Regions from separate parts of the Mus musculus genome. Here region 2 is linked to region 1. A link is a loop called in an ENCODE intact Hi-C map of the cell type or tissue named here. Cell type or tissue: left cerebral cortex. All regions are shown on one strand.

Evidence for each region. Peaks named below come from ENCODE experiments on the same cell type or tissue, not always from the same donor. Only the 100,000 strongest peaks of a DNase experiment are listed, where the experiment ranks them.
Region 2: it touches region 1 in a loop (7-fold over the local background); 29 of 42 quality-filtered maps call a loop at or near these places.

The regions. Positions count from the first base shown.
Region 1 is chr6:71,121,609-71,129,608 of GRCm38, forward strand. Rpl34-ps1 (ribosomal protein L34, pseudogene 1) reads left to right here and starts at 2,981. Exons shown (of 1, transcript NM_001199350.1): 1 at 2,981-3,393. The coding sequence starts at 3,002. The coding sequence ends at 3,355. It overlaps Thnsl2 (threonine synthase-like 2 (bacterial)), which reads right to left. Exons shown (of 9, transcript NM_001033929.2): 8 at 7,604-7,755; 9 at 6,558-7,244. The coding sequence ends at 7,022. In left cerebral cortex, CTCF peaks have their summits at 3,747 (motif pointing left) and 7,651; a DNase peak (open chromatin) is centred at 3,740.
Region 2 is chr6:71,027,144-71,035,143 of GRCm38, forward strand. No RefSeq gene overlaps it. Among named protein-coding and RNA genes, the nearest start is that of Gm23485, 8.6 kb to the right of the region's middle. In left cerebral cortex, a CTCF peak has its summit at 3,588 (motif pointing right); DNase peaks (open chromatin) are centred at 2,646 and 3,595.

The DNA.
Region 1 (8,000 bases):
ACTTCTATTATTACATTTATTCATTTGTGCCAGGCAGGGCTGTGGGTATATAAGTGTGCAGTTATGAATGTATCATACAGGAGCTGTAGCACACATGAGGAAGTCAGAACTTTGTAGAGTTGATTTCTTCCGTTTCCTTCCACCTTGGGGATCTTGGGACTTGAACTCAGGTCGCCAGTCTTGGCAGTATGCACCTTTACCTGCTAAGCCATCTTGCCAATCTTCAAAAAACTAAGGTTTGTAAGAAACAGGTTCAAGAGATCTACAGTGCAATGCGGGGACCATGACTAAGAACCACGCACACAGAACTTGAAAATTGTCAAGAGCAAACACTTAAATCACAGGATTACCAGTTTGCAACTTGAGACCAGGAGAGCAGACGCCTAATGCCAAGAAGACTGAAGTCCTTTTAGAGATGATAAGGACCAACCCGAGCATTGGAGGCATGCTTACCCACTTCTTCCAATCCTTTTATTCATCAAGCTGAGGCCCACACAAGGCCCGACCCCAGTATGTTCACTTACCCTGTGTCCTGGTTTGCTTCCTACTGCCATGACCAAAAGCAACCTGGGTAGGAAAGGGTTTATTCCATTTTACACAGTTAACCACCAAGGGAAGCCAAGGCAGGAGCGAAAGCAAAGGCCATGGAGGAGCCAATCACTATCTTGCTCTCCACAGCCTGCTCAGCTTGCTTTTTATATGAACCAGGACCAGCTGCCAAGCGGTGGCCCATTTCACATCAATCATTAATCAAGAAAATGCCCCACAGACATACCCATGGGCCAATCTGATAGGGCGATCCCTCGGCTGGGATGGCCTCTTCCCAGGTGACTCTTTCTCGTGTCATTCCCATACTCCAAACTTCCTTGAAAGTGGTCCTTCTAGCGTTTGAGGGGCAGGTTTTCAGTCTCTTCATCCCATCATTTAACCCCAGCTCCACCCACTTCAGCTCTGGGTTGGTTTGGCTAGGCTTGGACCATGGGAAGTGGCACTATTAAGAGATGTGGCTTTATTGGAGGAGGTATAGCCTTTTAGAGAAAGTGTGTCACTGTGGAGGCAGGGCTTTGAGGTCTCACATAAGTGCTCAAAGCTGACCAGTGTGTTCCGGACCCTCATGGGACTAACCTCAGCTCTTAGAATGACTAAAGTGTCTTTTCTGATGACCCCTGCTCTTATAGAATTCTCTCTCTCTCTCTCTCTCTCTCTCTCTCTCTCTCTCTCTCTCTCTCTCTCTCTCTCTCGTGTATGAGGGGGCATCTTTACCTACTTAGCTATCTCATCAAACCCCCCACCTTACCTTCCTCTTCAAATGTAACTAACCTGGCTTTAAATATGAGTCTTGTTATTTCCTCCCCCCAGGTACTGCTCATCTCAGGGAACAAAGGGTGTCATGCCCTCTCTGCTCCACCATCCTCATGGGGACAAGGTATTTGCATCTGCTCCATGTTTCTCCATCTTGCACCTATGCACCTATAGTTTGAGGCAGAGCCAGTCCAGGGGAGCTTTCTCTGGTAGCGTAAGGGCCAGAACCAGGTGACAACCATAGGAATGGAAGGCCATGGAGTTGAGACAACCTGCACTTAATCTGAATGTAGAGTGGTAGGGTCGTCGGCTTTTCCCAGGGGCTGTGCACACCAGTACTCTCTCATTTCCTCAGATTTGGAAGCTGGTGACTAGATACCTCCAGGGAAGTCCCCACACTACCATGACTGTTCCCTCAAGAATCCATACCCAGGCTCCTTCTCCAGAACCAAGTCTGTTCTGACTGACTGAGGGTCTTATCAGGAGAAATGGCTGTGCACACTGGATCTCATTTGCCCCACCCTGATGATCTGTGTACTAAGGCTAAGGCAGAGGTCCTGTCTGAGACTCAACTTGCTCACCTATAAGAAGTAAGGACTGAGAGAGAGATTTCTCAAAAGGGAATCCAGGAATCTAGGACTTGCTGACCAACCAGCTCCAGGTCAATGAGATACTGTGTCAAAAAAAATAAATAAATAAAAAATGACAGCACCTGAGGAACAACACAGGAGGTTGTTCTCTGGCCTAAACACACACACACACACACCACACACCACACCACACACACACACACTTCTCCAGCAGCAATGCATTTCATGTGTGTGAGTTTGTACACTATTTTTTTCAAATAATTTTCTAGATCCATCTGAATGACTTAAAAATCAAGTCACTGCATAATTTCAGTGTCTGCATTTATATCTGAATCCACAATCACCAGCCAGAAACTCTGTCACACAGGAGGCTGAGGCACTGGGCTAAGCTGGCTCTGAGAGAAGGGAAATGACCTCCCAGCTGCTGTGACTAGGGTGTTCCTGCAGCACAAATGGAAGAAAAGCTTATCAATAGACACCCACAATGATCATGTGCCGGGAGGACACTGCTGGAGTCCACCACAGTCTTGGTACCAGCACATGCGTGTTACACAGTGACAAGGTTATTTTGACTTTCTTGATTCTGTGTTTACGTCTGCTTTTCCTAGTTGAAGCAGTACGGAAGCGTGTCAGTAAGAAGTTTTACACCAGCTCTCTGGTGGTGGAGACAGGTGATTGATGGTTGTGGCTTGCTCCCTGCTAGCCTAGCTCCAGGTTCAATGAGAGATGCTGCCTCAAGGGAATATGATGGAGAGTCACAGAATGGGACACCTGACTCCTCCTCTGGCCTTTGCACAGACATGGGCTTGCTTACTGGGTCTCCCCATCTCCAGCTACTATTGCTCTCTCAGAAATCACAGACAGACAGACAGACAGACAGACAGACGGACGCACGCGAGGGCACACACACACACACACACACACACACACACACACGAGGCATATGTGAACTTTTAAAAGGAGAGAGAGAGGCACCAATAATAAGATGCAATACATTTTTTTAAATTTTTAAGTTATTTTTTATGGAATCCAGGACTTGCTGACTAACCAGCTTTGCTGCTTAGAAAGCTCCAGAACTCTTCCGGGGACGGTGCTCAGAGGCACTCAGGATGGTCCAGCGTTTGACATACCGCCGTAGGCTTTCCTACAACACAGCCTCTAACAAAACTAGGCTGTCTCGAACCCCTGGCAACAGGATTGTTTACCTCTACACCAAGAAGGTTGGGAAAGCACCTAAATCCGCATGTGGCGTGTGCCCAGGCAGACTTCGAGGGGTTCGTGCTGTGCGGCCCAAAGTCCTTATGAGACTGTCTAAGACACAGAAGCACGTCAGCAGGGCCTATGGCGGCTCCATGTGTGCCAAGTGTGTCCGTGACAGGATCAAGCGGGCTTTCCTTATTGAGGAGCAGAAAATCGTTGTGAAAGTGTTGAAGGCACAAGCACAGAGTCAGAAAGCAAAATAGATATGCACATTTTTTAAGTAATAAAAATCAAGACTTGATCTAAAAAAAAAAAAAAAAAAAAAAAAAAAAAAAAAAAAAAAAAAAAAAAGAAAGCTCCAGAACAATGAAAGAGCCTGTCTAAAAAAAATAAAATAAAACAGGGCAGAGCCTGCTGAACAGCACCTGAGGTTGTCCTCTGGGACAAGCCTAGATATGACTCAGTAGTAGAGCACCTGCCTAGCATGTGCAAGGTACTAAGTTCAACCCTCAAACCTTCAGGGTCCCCAGACTTCAGAAAATAAAGTCAGACAGGTGGTTTGCCCATGAGCAATGACAGGAGTGTGGTTGGATTGGCCAGCCCCACCTACTTTAAAGCAAGGACTTTGGATGTGTTCTGCTGCCCTCTGCTGGCTGGGAGAATTATTGCCAGGCTTTCCAGTGGATTTGGAAGGCTTCTTTTCCCCAAGGGAGCCAGAGAGTGCTCACCTTTGCTTGCAGGGTTGCTTACACGCTGCTGGGGTCTGAACCAGAGATACTTAAGCTGAATCGGTTTTACAAGCAACATGATCCCTGATGAGGAGTGAGCCTTGGATCAGAGACAATAGGAAGATAAGAGATGAGGGAGAAGTGACCCTCAACAGGTGGCCTAGCAGCCAAGCTCTGCTTTAAATCTTGACACTGCACCTGTTACAAGGCCCCCACACATGCATGTGTTTCAATGCCTGGCCTTTAGAGGGTGGGACTATTAGGAGGTGGGCCGTCTAGGAAAGCACAGCCAGGTTCTCACACAAAGCAAAGACAGGTGAGGGGGACCAGGGATAAAGAAAAGGGGGGCAAAGAGGAGTGGAGACTAGGAGGAGGCTGGAAACCCAAGGGAACCCCACTGGCTCTCCAGAGTAGCTTCAATGAACACTTCACACAGAACTCAAAGCCATCATCTCCCAGAATCCCAGTTGGCTCCTTTGTAAAATGGACTTGTCACACTGCCATCCGGATCCCATGAATTAATTTCTGTAAAGCAGCAACGGACATATTGTAGGTGATATTAGGAAAACGTTATGACCTCTTACAATTTGTTTACTTGTATGTATTATTATTGCATGTATACGATGTGAGTAGATTCTCTCCTACCACCTTTATGTGGGTTCTAGGGACAAAACTCAGGTGACCAGACATGTGCACAAGGGCTTTGCCTGCTGAACCACCTCAATAGTGCCCACAGGGCTCTTGCTCTACAAAAGTATCTGAAAATTGCCAAACAATTGTTCAGTGCCCAGGATGGTCTGTGCTGAGAGCCAGACTGATCCAAGGCTTTCTCAGAGGCCCCGATGAAAAGACAAAAGGAACCTAGTTCTCTGTCCTTGCTCAGGAGCTGACTTGGCAAGGACAGCCTGGGGCTGAGACCTGGGCCTCAAACGAGTTAGCTTCCGTTCCTAGGAACTTGCCTTCCCCCCTGAAAAGACTGGGGGTTATCATTCCTGAGACAGTGTGTGCTCAGTCTGTACTGCTCTTGAGGCACCTTGGGCTCCCCTTCTCCAACACTGCTTGATAAGCCTCATGTGACTTTGTCCCACTGTATTATAGTTTCTGCTGACTCTGTCCCTTATCTCCTCTGGAAATAGTGTATAGGATGCTGTACTTTCTAATAAGCTTGCTAGGCATAAGGCATAGCTTGTGCAAGACCTCCTGCTCACAAGCTTGATTACCTTCTTTATCTTCTAATATCCCGGTCCTCTCTCAGGACCCTGTCACTGAAGAAGGAGGTCAGCAGTGTGTTGTTGTTGTTCTTTTGTTTTGTTTTACAAAAGTTAAAGGGCTGGGGAGAGAGCTCAGAGGGTAAAGTACTTGCTTTGCAAGCCCAAGAACCTAAATTTGGATCCCCTGATCCCAAGTAAAGGCCAGATGAGGCAGTGTGCAATCCCAGCACTCCTGCAGCAAGACGAGAGGAAAAGACAGGGATCCCAGGAAGTCTTCAGGCCGGCTAGACTGCCCTAGGCAGCAGTGAACAACAGACCCTGTCTCCAACAGCACATGCACAAATGCAAAACGATAGTAAGACATAGTCATAGGTCTCAAGCAGTACGGTGGCCCCTGAGCATTTAATCTGTCACACTCATTTGGTAAGTGGCCCCTAGTGGTTCCATGTGTCTGATACTGTGGATGGTAGTATTCCAGGAACTGTGATGTGCTATATTGCCTGTAAGGGGTCACTATTGTTCCTTTAGCATGGCCCTACCATCCCCCACCCCAATAGGTCCAGTATTCCTATTCTTCCCTCCTGAATACTGGTTCTCAATGGCTATTTTTCTAGTAGTGGGTTCTCTCTAGCCTTCCCCTCAGGACTAGAGAGATGTAATCTGGCATGTTCTGGTGGGACACACCAATCAGATTGGTCCTGGATGGCCAGCACTCTCAGACCTTTGAGGGAAGATGCTCCTGAGGCCCAGTAGATGAGCAGCCATAGGGTGGAGCAGTAGCATCTTCTAGTGCCAAAAATATTTCCTCTACTCACTTCTGTCTTTCTAGAGGGAAGGTCACTATCCAAGGCATGGTGATTGCTACTGCTATTTGTGGGCCTGCATTTGCCTGAAATCTCTCCTGCTGCCCATAAGATCTGAGCCCAGTAACGTAAATAACTGAAAAGCTAGCTGGCTTGGCTGGTACACTGATGCCACCATGACTTTCTGTTCTCCACAACCTTCAATTTAGTGATCAACTTCTATCCACACCATCAGTACAGGTTTCCTTGCTCCCCTGCCTGCTCTGCTGAGCCAACCTGGTGCAGCAGAGGGATGTGACCCAGGCCTCAGCATCACCTCTCAGAGGCCAATGGGTCTACATTCAACCTACAGCTCTGATCTGCCCAAGAGCCGTTCAGAGCCTCCATCCAACTAACAGAGGAACATCCCCAATGCTTCAGCAGGTTAAAAACAAGTTCAGGAGAACCAAGGCTCTGAATTTGGTTTGGTGGCTGAATACACTGAGAGCCAGAGATGCTAAGACCCAGGCCAGTATGTAGGTGAACAGGCCTGTGTCACAGGGCTGTGATCTGACCCCTTTGAGCTGAAGCTGACCCCATGTCCAAAAGGCTGGCCATGTGAAGCCCCTGAAACTTGCATATTAGGCAAGGATACTGATGAATCTTTCAACATCAGCCCCCTCTACCCCAGTTCACTCTACCCCTTATAGAACAAAGGCAAGGAAACAGGAAAGAACTGTAGTAGCTTTCCCCAGAAGCAAGGGCACATCTCCTTGGGACAAGAGTATACAGAGTTTTAAAGACACAAATTTACCATGGAACTTTCTATATAGACCAGGCTGGCCTAGAACTTGCAGAGACCTGTCTGTCTCTTCCTCCTGAATGCTGGAATTAAAGGCATGTGCTACCACATCCAGCTGGAACAAGAAACTAAAAAACAAAACAAAACAAAACAAAACAAAACAAAACACCCACCTTACCTTTATCATTTTTAATCACATATTGGTATGTGTATCTGTGTACAAGTACACTGCCTACAGAGGTGTCAAAATCCTACAGCTGAAGTTATAGATGGTTGTGAGCCACCTGACATGGGCACTGGGAACTAAATTTGGGTCCCCTGGAAGAGCAGCAAGAGTTCCTAACTACTGAGACATCTTGTCCCAGCCAGCCCTGGGACAAGAGTCTTCAATCCCATTCCAGCCTGGCTATTCTGAGGGGTTCACTACACAATCTTTCCACCGCTGGGACAGGCCCTCAATGGTGACCCGCAGCATCTGTGTCCAGTCATCTCCTCTCCGCATTGGGATACAGCGTGTCTCCTTGTGCTCCAGGGCCAGGATCTCTGCGGGAGTCTCTGGGGTCAGCCCAGCCGCCTGGACTGCTTCTGGGAATTTGACTGCTGAGGCAGAGGCCAGGCAGCACCTGATGCTATTGGGGATTGGGGTAGGACAGGAGAGAACAGGTATAAGGATGGGAAAGGAGAAGACAGAGGAAGGAGTACCAGGGGAAAGGTTAGGGGCAGAGTAGGGCAGAGAGCAGAGAGAGACAAAGACATGATTAATACCTTGAACTAGTTTATATAGTAAGCCTGCAAAGTATCCCAATAAAAACCCAGTTCACCCATCATCCCTGTCATGACCTGGGATGCAGTTCACACCTCTTCTAAGCACAGCTCTAGTTCTTGGGTACAGAACCCACCACGCCTACTGATGTCACTATCCTTAGTCTTGCATGCCCTGCTTGGGGGAGAGGCTTGCCCCCAGTGCCCCAGATTGCATTGCTGGTACCTGGACTGTCCACTGTCAGTCTGCTGGTAATGGTAGTTCACCGCTGTGGCCGAGTGGGGGCACAGTAGGTACTGGTTTTCCTCCCAGCAGCGGGCCATAGTCTGGGTGATGGCCTCATCAGTCACAGACTCAGATGTCACTGCCTCTGAAAGCTGAGAGGTCACAGGGCAGGGGTGGACATTGGGATTGGTGAATCACAGAAGGACCAGACCCCTGCTGCATACACAGCCACACCAGGAACTCACAGTAAAATCAGTCCATGAGTTCTGAGACAATTACAGTTTGGGGCCTACATAGCAGAAGGATTTGTAGACGTTTTGGGTACGTTTCAATGTATTTAGCAGATGAATTAACACACAGTCTTGTTCTACAGCCTGATACAAGTCATGGGTGTCCA
Region 2 (8,000 bases), 94 kb before region 1:
GACATGAGAACCTAGTTTGAATTCCCACAACCCACATAAAAATCCTTTCTCCAGTGCTGGGGAGGCAGGCAAGAGAATCCCTTGGGCTTGCTGGACAGCCAACCTAGCAAGCTCAGTGCGCTCTGGGTCCACTGAGAGACCCTATCTCAAAAAAAAAAAAAAAATGAGGTGGAGAGGAGGCTGGTGAGATGGCTCAGCAGGTGAAGGTGCTTGTCACCAAGTCTGATGACCTGAATGACATCCCCAGAACCCACCTGGTAGAAGGAGAGGCCTGACTCCCACAAGCTGCCCTCAGATCTCTACATACACTGTAAGGTGTGTGCCAACACACACCTACACTTAATTAATTAATTAAAAATTAATTGCTAAAAAGAAAGGAAAATAAGGTGGGAGGTGATTGAGGAAGACAGCAATGTCTGCTTCTATGCGCACGCTCACACATCCACATGCATACCGCATACACACATGCACAAAGAGAAGTGTCTACATATCCAAATAAACAAATACAATTTTACAAATTCTTTTATAAACTCTTAGAATTAGCAGAAGAAATTATAGGAGAGAAAGAGAAAAAAAGATTTTTCCATAGTTCCTTGAGGACATGTGTTAAACACTCCCTAACATGGTAACTAGTGTTATTACATGAAGGTTTTTGGGGAAAAGGCTTGTAGTCCAGAAAATTAGTAACCTGGTGTGATAGCACACATCTTTAATCCCAGTACTTGGGAGGCAGAGACAGATCCCTGTAGTCAAAGCTAGCCTGGTCTACAGAGGAGTTCTAGGACAGCCAGGGCTACACCTGTCTCAAAACCCAATCCCACACCACCCCTTAAGAAAAAACAAATAGTGACTCATAAGGCATTAGAGCATCTCAGGAAATCAGGACAGACGCGATCTTTGCTTTGGGTTTTAGTTTGGCAGGCCACACAAACCTGCTGCACGGAGGAGGCAGAGAAGTAGGGTGGCTCTCTATTCCCCAGACTTCTAGTAGAAGGGGCCTAAAAAGGGCAATTGTCTGTCCCTTTGTCCTCATTAATGACTTTAATTAAAGCCAGGGTTCTCTGGCAGGACAACTTCCACCCAGCATGCAGGGCAAATCCCTTCCCCACTGGGCGCAGTCATCAAGCAGATTCGTGTGGGCGGCAGGGACACGGATTTCCAGGCGTGGATGTAGAATGTCCAGGTGATGTAGCTGAGGCCATCTGCAGATGCTCCGTGGCCCTCTGGGCACATGGTTAGTATAAACCTGAGTTTTACTGCTCTTGGTTCATCTGAAGCTGCCAGCAATTGGAGCCCACTCTAGAGCCTGCACCTGGACCAAGTCTTTAGACCTTGGACAGGCTGGAATTGGCCAGTTTAATGAGCTAACCTCATGTATCTAGGTAAAAGGAATCGACCCACAGTCTTGCATTGTTGCTAGGCCTTTGAAGTCACACAGAACCTGTTCTGATCTGTTGGAATTATGGATCAGCAACATCCCCCAGACCCTGATAATCTTCCCGATGGTCGCCACTGAACTGCAGACAAGAATGAAGATTACTGATCAATATCACTATCCATACTGTATTAGTCCTTTTTATCTTTGCTGTGATCAAATATCTTTTGAGATATAAGAAAACAACGTAAATGAATTCTGATTCTGGCTCACAAGTTTCCGAGGGTTGTTTGGCTGACTGAGTTTCAAAGCCGTTGGCAGGCACTTTTTTTTTTTTTTTTTTCCTTTCACTTTGTCAGGTACAGGAAGCAGAGAGTAAGACAGGTTGAACTCAGGGGCAAGGGGTCCTCTCCAACCCATTTCCTCTAACTATGTCCCATCTGCTATAGTTGTCATAATTTTCCAAACTAGAGCCAGTAGCTAGGGGCCAAATGTTAACACATGGGCTTGTGACAACACTCCATATCCAAGCCATCATAAATAGATTAATTGAAAAAAAATGTGGTTTCAAAGTGGCACCACCCAGGGTCTAGTGAGTTGGCCCCGCAGGTAAAGATGCCTTTTTTAAAAAAAATATTTATTTTAAGTAAATACGTATGCCTGTGCACCACATTTGTGCTTGGTGCCCAAGGAGGTTAGGAGAGGGCGTTGGAGCTCCAGGAACTGGAGTCACGGACAGTTGAACCAGGTGCTGGGAATGGAACCTGGGTCCTCTGTAAGGACAATAAATGTTCGTAACTGCTGAGCCATCTCTTCAGCCCTTGCCTTGAAACCTAATGATCATGGTTCAATTTCTGGGTCCCACAAAGTAAAAGGCAAAAAAAAAAAACCATCTAATGTAAATTGTTCATGAAATGTCCACACACATGGTTTGGTATGTTTGTGTGAACATACATACATACTCAAATAAATACATGACAAAGTTACTTTGCTAGGATTCAAATGCAGCTCAGTTGGTAAACTGCTTGCTTGGTATTCACGAAGCCCTAGGCTGGATCCCTACATTGACTAAACCAGGCAGAGGAGCCTGTACTCCCAGCATTTGGGAGGTGGAGGCAGGAGGAGTGCTATAAGTTTGAGTTCAATCTGATCTACACAATGAGCCGTCCACCCCACCAGGATAACTAGACGCTGTCTCAGAGAACAAACCAAGAGAAGTTGTAACATTTAATTTCAGTGTAGTGACTCCTAAGGGTGATTTCCATATTTCCTGCAGTTCAATCGTCATCAAGTAAACACTGTGAGTTACTAAGAATGAGTAGGAGCTGGAGAGAAGGCTTAGTGAGTCACTGCTCCTGCAGGGGACCCACGTTTGGACCTGCGAATGCCCACAAGTGGCTCACAACTGCCTGTAACTCCAGTTCCATGGGATCAGACTTGCTCTGACCTCCTCAGGCATCTGGACACAAAATGTGCACATAAACTTATGTGTCCCAGAGAATGCTCCCCCCACCCCACCCCACCCCGAATAAGCATTACACCTGTTCTCAGCCTCTCCTCTGGTTCTTTGAACATACCCAGCCTTTCTGCAAACTATTCCTTTTTGTTTGTTTGGTTTGTTTGTTTGTTTGTTTCTGTGTTTGAGATAATCTGCTATATAGCATAAGATGGCCTGGAACTCACTGTGTAGACTAATCTCGCCTCAAATTTGGTGAGATTCTCTTGCCTCTGCCTCAGTTGGGTGTCTCCTTCTTTGTTTCGGTGAGAAAGTCTTATCTAGCCATGGCTGGCCTTAAGTTCATGGTCCCCTGGCTTCTATCTCCCAAGTGTTGCAATTATAGCCTGCACAGCCCCATACATAGCCCAGCCCGAGTCTCAGTTTCTGTCTGAAAAAAAGAAGATTATATAACAATTATCTTTTGAGAGTGGTTGTAGTGACTAAATGAGGTAAGGGGTGAAATTACTGTACTTAGTAAAAGCTCAATAATAGTAACTGAGCCAGATGGATTAAGAGTTTGAGGCCAAAGTAGTCTACATATGAGACCCTGTCTCCGAAAAACTAGATGAATAAACTAATGAGTGAGGGCTTAACACAGAATAAGCGGTAAGTAAAATGTACTAACTTCAATGTTATTCGGGTTTATCTGGACACCAAGGGAGTGGAGGAGTGAAAGGAGGGCTTTCAGAACTACTGCTTTTCCAAGATCTGCCAACAGAGGGCAGCATTATAAATCAGGCAGCTCCGAGTGCTGATTTTACCCATAAGCTGTGCAACATTTGGAAGGTGATTTCACGTCTCTGAACCTCTGCATTTCTTCTGTAACAGGGTACAAGGTACTTAAAAGAAGAGGCTAGCCTTGTCTTCAGGCCACAGAAGACTTCTTGGCTTCCATACATTTGTTTTTAAAGATACACCACATTGGGCCAATATTGAACATCTTACACATTCTGATCGCAGTCCATCATTGAAGAAAGCCAAGGCAAGAACTCAAGCAGAGCAGGAACCTGAAAGCAGGAACTGAAGCAGAGAGCACAGAGACCACTGGCTGGCTCTTGTTGTTTTTGTTTTAAATACAACTCAGTACCACTAGGTCAGGTTGACATTGCCCACAGCGGGCTGGGCCTTCCTACATCAATCAAGAAAATGCCCCACAGATGTGTCCATAGGCCAACATGAATGAAGCATTTTCCCAATGAAGGTTCCCTATTTCAGATGATCTGAGCTTGTATTAAGTTGACAAAAACTAACTAACACAGATATGGAAAATTATTTTACTTTGATGTCTGCTAATGAATGACAGAGGAAAACGATCCTGGTTATGGAAGCAAATTTCACGATCTTGAAGTTGTTGACTCAACATTCATCCACAGATTCAGTGTAATCCCAACCAAATACAAGTTAGGAAAGTACTAGCTCACTAGCAGGCAGTTCCATTTAAAGGCTATAAAACTGGGTGTACTTATGAACACCGTTAATCCCAGTATTTGGGAGGCAGAAGAACTCTTGTGAGTACGAGGCCAGCTAGGGCAACATGATGAGACTGTATCAATTTTAAGAAGTTGAGATAGTATTCTACACAGCTTAGTAGTAAAAACACTAACAGTGTGCTGGCTACTTTTATGTCAACTTGACACACAAGCTAGAGCCATCAGAGAGGAGCAACCCCCAATGGAGAGAATGCCTCTATAAGCTCAGGCTGGAGGCAGACAGGCTTGCAGTGCATTTTCTCTCTCTCTCTCTCTCTCTTTCTTTCTTTCTTTCTTTCTTTCTTTGTCTTTTTATTTATTATATGTAAGTACACTGTAGCTGTCTTCAGATCTCATTATGGGTGGTTGTGAGCCACCATGTGGTTGCTGGGATTTGAACTCAGGACCTCTGGAAGATGCAGTCAGTGCTCTTACCCGCTGAGCCATCTCACCAGCCCCGCATTGTATTTTCTTAATGATAGGCTCCATCATGGGTGGGATCACTCCTGGACTGGTGGTGCAGGGTTCTATAAGAAAGCAGGTTCAGCAAACTATGGGGAGCAAGCCAGTAAGCAGCACCCCTCCAAGACTTCTGCATCAGCTCCTGCCTCCAGGTTCTTGCCCTGTTTAAGTTCCTGCCCTCACTGCTTTTGATGACGAACTGTTATGTGGAGGTAGAAGTAAAATAAATTCATTCCTCCCCAATTTGCTTTTGGGTCATGGTGTTTCATCACAGCAAGAGTAACCCTAACTAAGACAGTTGGGAAAGGGAAGAGAGTGGACTGAGGGACTTTAGGGAAAGTCCTAGACAAACAAACCTAAAGGCAAGTTAATGGGAAACTCAGCACATTAAGACATGAATTAATTTAAGGAAAAAATAGAACAAAATCTAGAATCTAGACATAAAGCAAGATACCAATTAGACGGAATATTGGACTGTGGATAGCAAGAGTGTTTGTAACAGAAAATAGAGACAGACTTTTCAGAAATAAGGGCTGAATTCAGGCAAGTGCCTCACAACTGAGCCATACCTTGTCTCTCCTTTTTTTGTTAGCAGTTTTACTGAATTGCCCTGGCTTGCTTTAAACGTTTGATCCTCCTGCCTCAGCATCCTGAGCAGCTGAGACTGCTGGCATGAGTGTCTGCACCTGCTGAGGGAAGGCTTTCTTCTTTAAAATGTTTTTTATTTGTTGATTATTACTGTATGTGTATGGATCCTTTGCCTGCCAGGAAAGGCTGTTAGGTTCCCTAGAACTGGAATTACAAAGAGTTGTGAGCCACCAATGATCCAGAATCAAACTTGGATCTCCTGAAAGAGCATCCAGTGCTCTTAACCTTTGAGCATTGTGCCAGTGGCCATGAAAGACAGTTTAAAAACACGAAACCTCCAAATACTAAAGTAAAGCCAAATAAAGTGCTCCCTGTCATGGTTAATCATGGCTAATCATGGCTAACTGTGGCTAATCTTCATGGTCAACTTGATAGGATCTGGCGTCACCTAGGAGACAACCTTCTGGGCACACTTGTGAGGAATTGTCTAGATCAGGTTAGCTGAGGTGGGAAGACCCATCCATTGTGGGCTGCACTGTTCTGTGGAGAGGTGTTCTAGACTGAATAAAAAGGAGAAAATGCACAGAACCCAAACTTCCAGCCCCTGCTGCTTCCTAACTGTGGATGAATGTGACCAGCTGCCTCGGGCTCCAGGACCCATCCCTTTCCTGTTGTGATAAGCTGTACCCTAAGATGGCAAGCAGAAAGAAACCCTTCCTTTCTTAAGTTTAGCTTCTCAGGGTCTCTTATTACAGCATTAGGAAAAGTAACTTATTACCCCCCCCCACCAAAAAAACCTTTTGATAAATTGATTATACCAAATTTGAGAGGTTCGTATTTGGTAAAGAAAATCAGAGGCACAGTGACAAGTAACAGGTTGGAAAAGTCTATTTTTAGTCTAAGGAGTGAGAAATTACTGTCTAAAGGACATAAGGAACTCTGTAGAACAACACAAAAATACAGGAACTGTAGTAGAAATACATGTAACAGCCATGAATAGGTAAAAAAGAGGCACGAAAGTCATGCTAGCAGACGTAAGGTTAAATAATTAAACCAATGATAACCAGAGAAGTGCAAATTAAAAGGATTACCAGAAAACACCTTTTAATACCTTATTCTATTCTATTCTATTCTATTCTATTCTATTCTATTCTATTCTATTCTATTCTATTCTATGTGTATGGGTGATTGCTTGCATGCATGCCTGGTGCCTGCAGAGACCATAAGAGGGCATCAGATTCCCTGGCACTGGAGTTACAGATTTTTGTGAGCTGCCATGTGGATGCTGGGAATTGAACCTAGATTCTCTAGAAAAGCAATCAGCCTTCTTAACTACTGAGGCATCAGCTCCAGAAAACACTCCTGCTATGCATTAACAAAAAATGAAATATCTGGATAATAACCAGGTATGGCTGAGGAAGTGTGGATTTAGGAACTGTCACATACAACTAGTGGGAGTATCACTGATGTGTCCACTCTAAAGAACTAAGCGTCTGGAAACTAGAACTAGAACTAGAACTAGAACTAGAACTAGAACTAGAACTAGAACTAGAACTAGAACTAGAAATTGTCCCATGCACAAGTGGTGTTGCTTGTAAGCTCTGAGTGTTGGAAGTAATCAGGTGTTCATCATCAGGGGACTAGAATGGTGACATGCTTCAGATACATCTATAGTAGCTAGAATAGTAGTACTCTAGACATACATAGCTCAAGATGGCTATATCTTGTCATGTTGAGAAAATGGAAGCAGACTAAAATATGTACAAGTGAACAGCATTTATCAAAAATATTTTTTGATATCACACAAGAGCAGATATGTACATCTGACATATCAGAACAGCTGCATGTGGAGTAAGAGAACAACTGACCAATGCAAAGAAAAGTATGTGAAAAAAAGATTGGGTAGATGGATAAATGGTGGGGGATGGGGGTGGATGAATGGAAGAATGAATGGATGGAATGACTGATAGATGGAGAGATGATATGTGGGAGGGTGGATAGAAGAATGGATGGACAGAATGAATGATAGATGGAGGGATGGATGGGTAGGTGGGTAGATGGGTAGAATGACTGATGGATGGATGGATGGGTAGGTGGGTAGATGGGTAGAATGACTGATGGATGGATGGATGGATGGATGGATGAAATGACTGATAGATGGAGGGATGGATGGGTGGATGGGTACCTGAGTGGGTGGGTGTATGAAAGGAAGAATGAAAGAATGGATGTGTGGATTCATACATGCACACTTGATTGGGTAGATGGGTGAATGGTAGACCATGGATAGAAAGAAGAATGGAAGAATGGATGGACAGATTTCTCACAAGAGAGGGACCATATTTAAAGTGATGGTGTATATAGCTCAACAATGTATGATTTCCTTAGTCCTCTGCATTAGAAGTGCCATCCAAACTGTACTTCAAATACTTGAAAATAAATTATAGGAATATTGATGGATTTTTACCACTTAAAACATTTCTAGAGTAAACTCTGCTAAAAACATTTAAAAAAAATAGGGTCTTGTTATTCTTCCTAAACTCGTTTGGAATTATAATTATTCAATGCTGGGGTGGAGAGATTGCTCAGCAATTAAGAACTATTCTTTGAA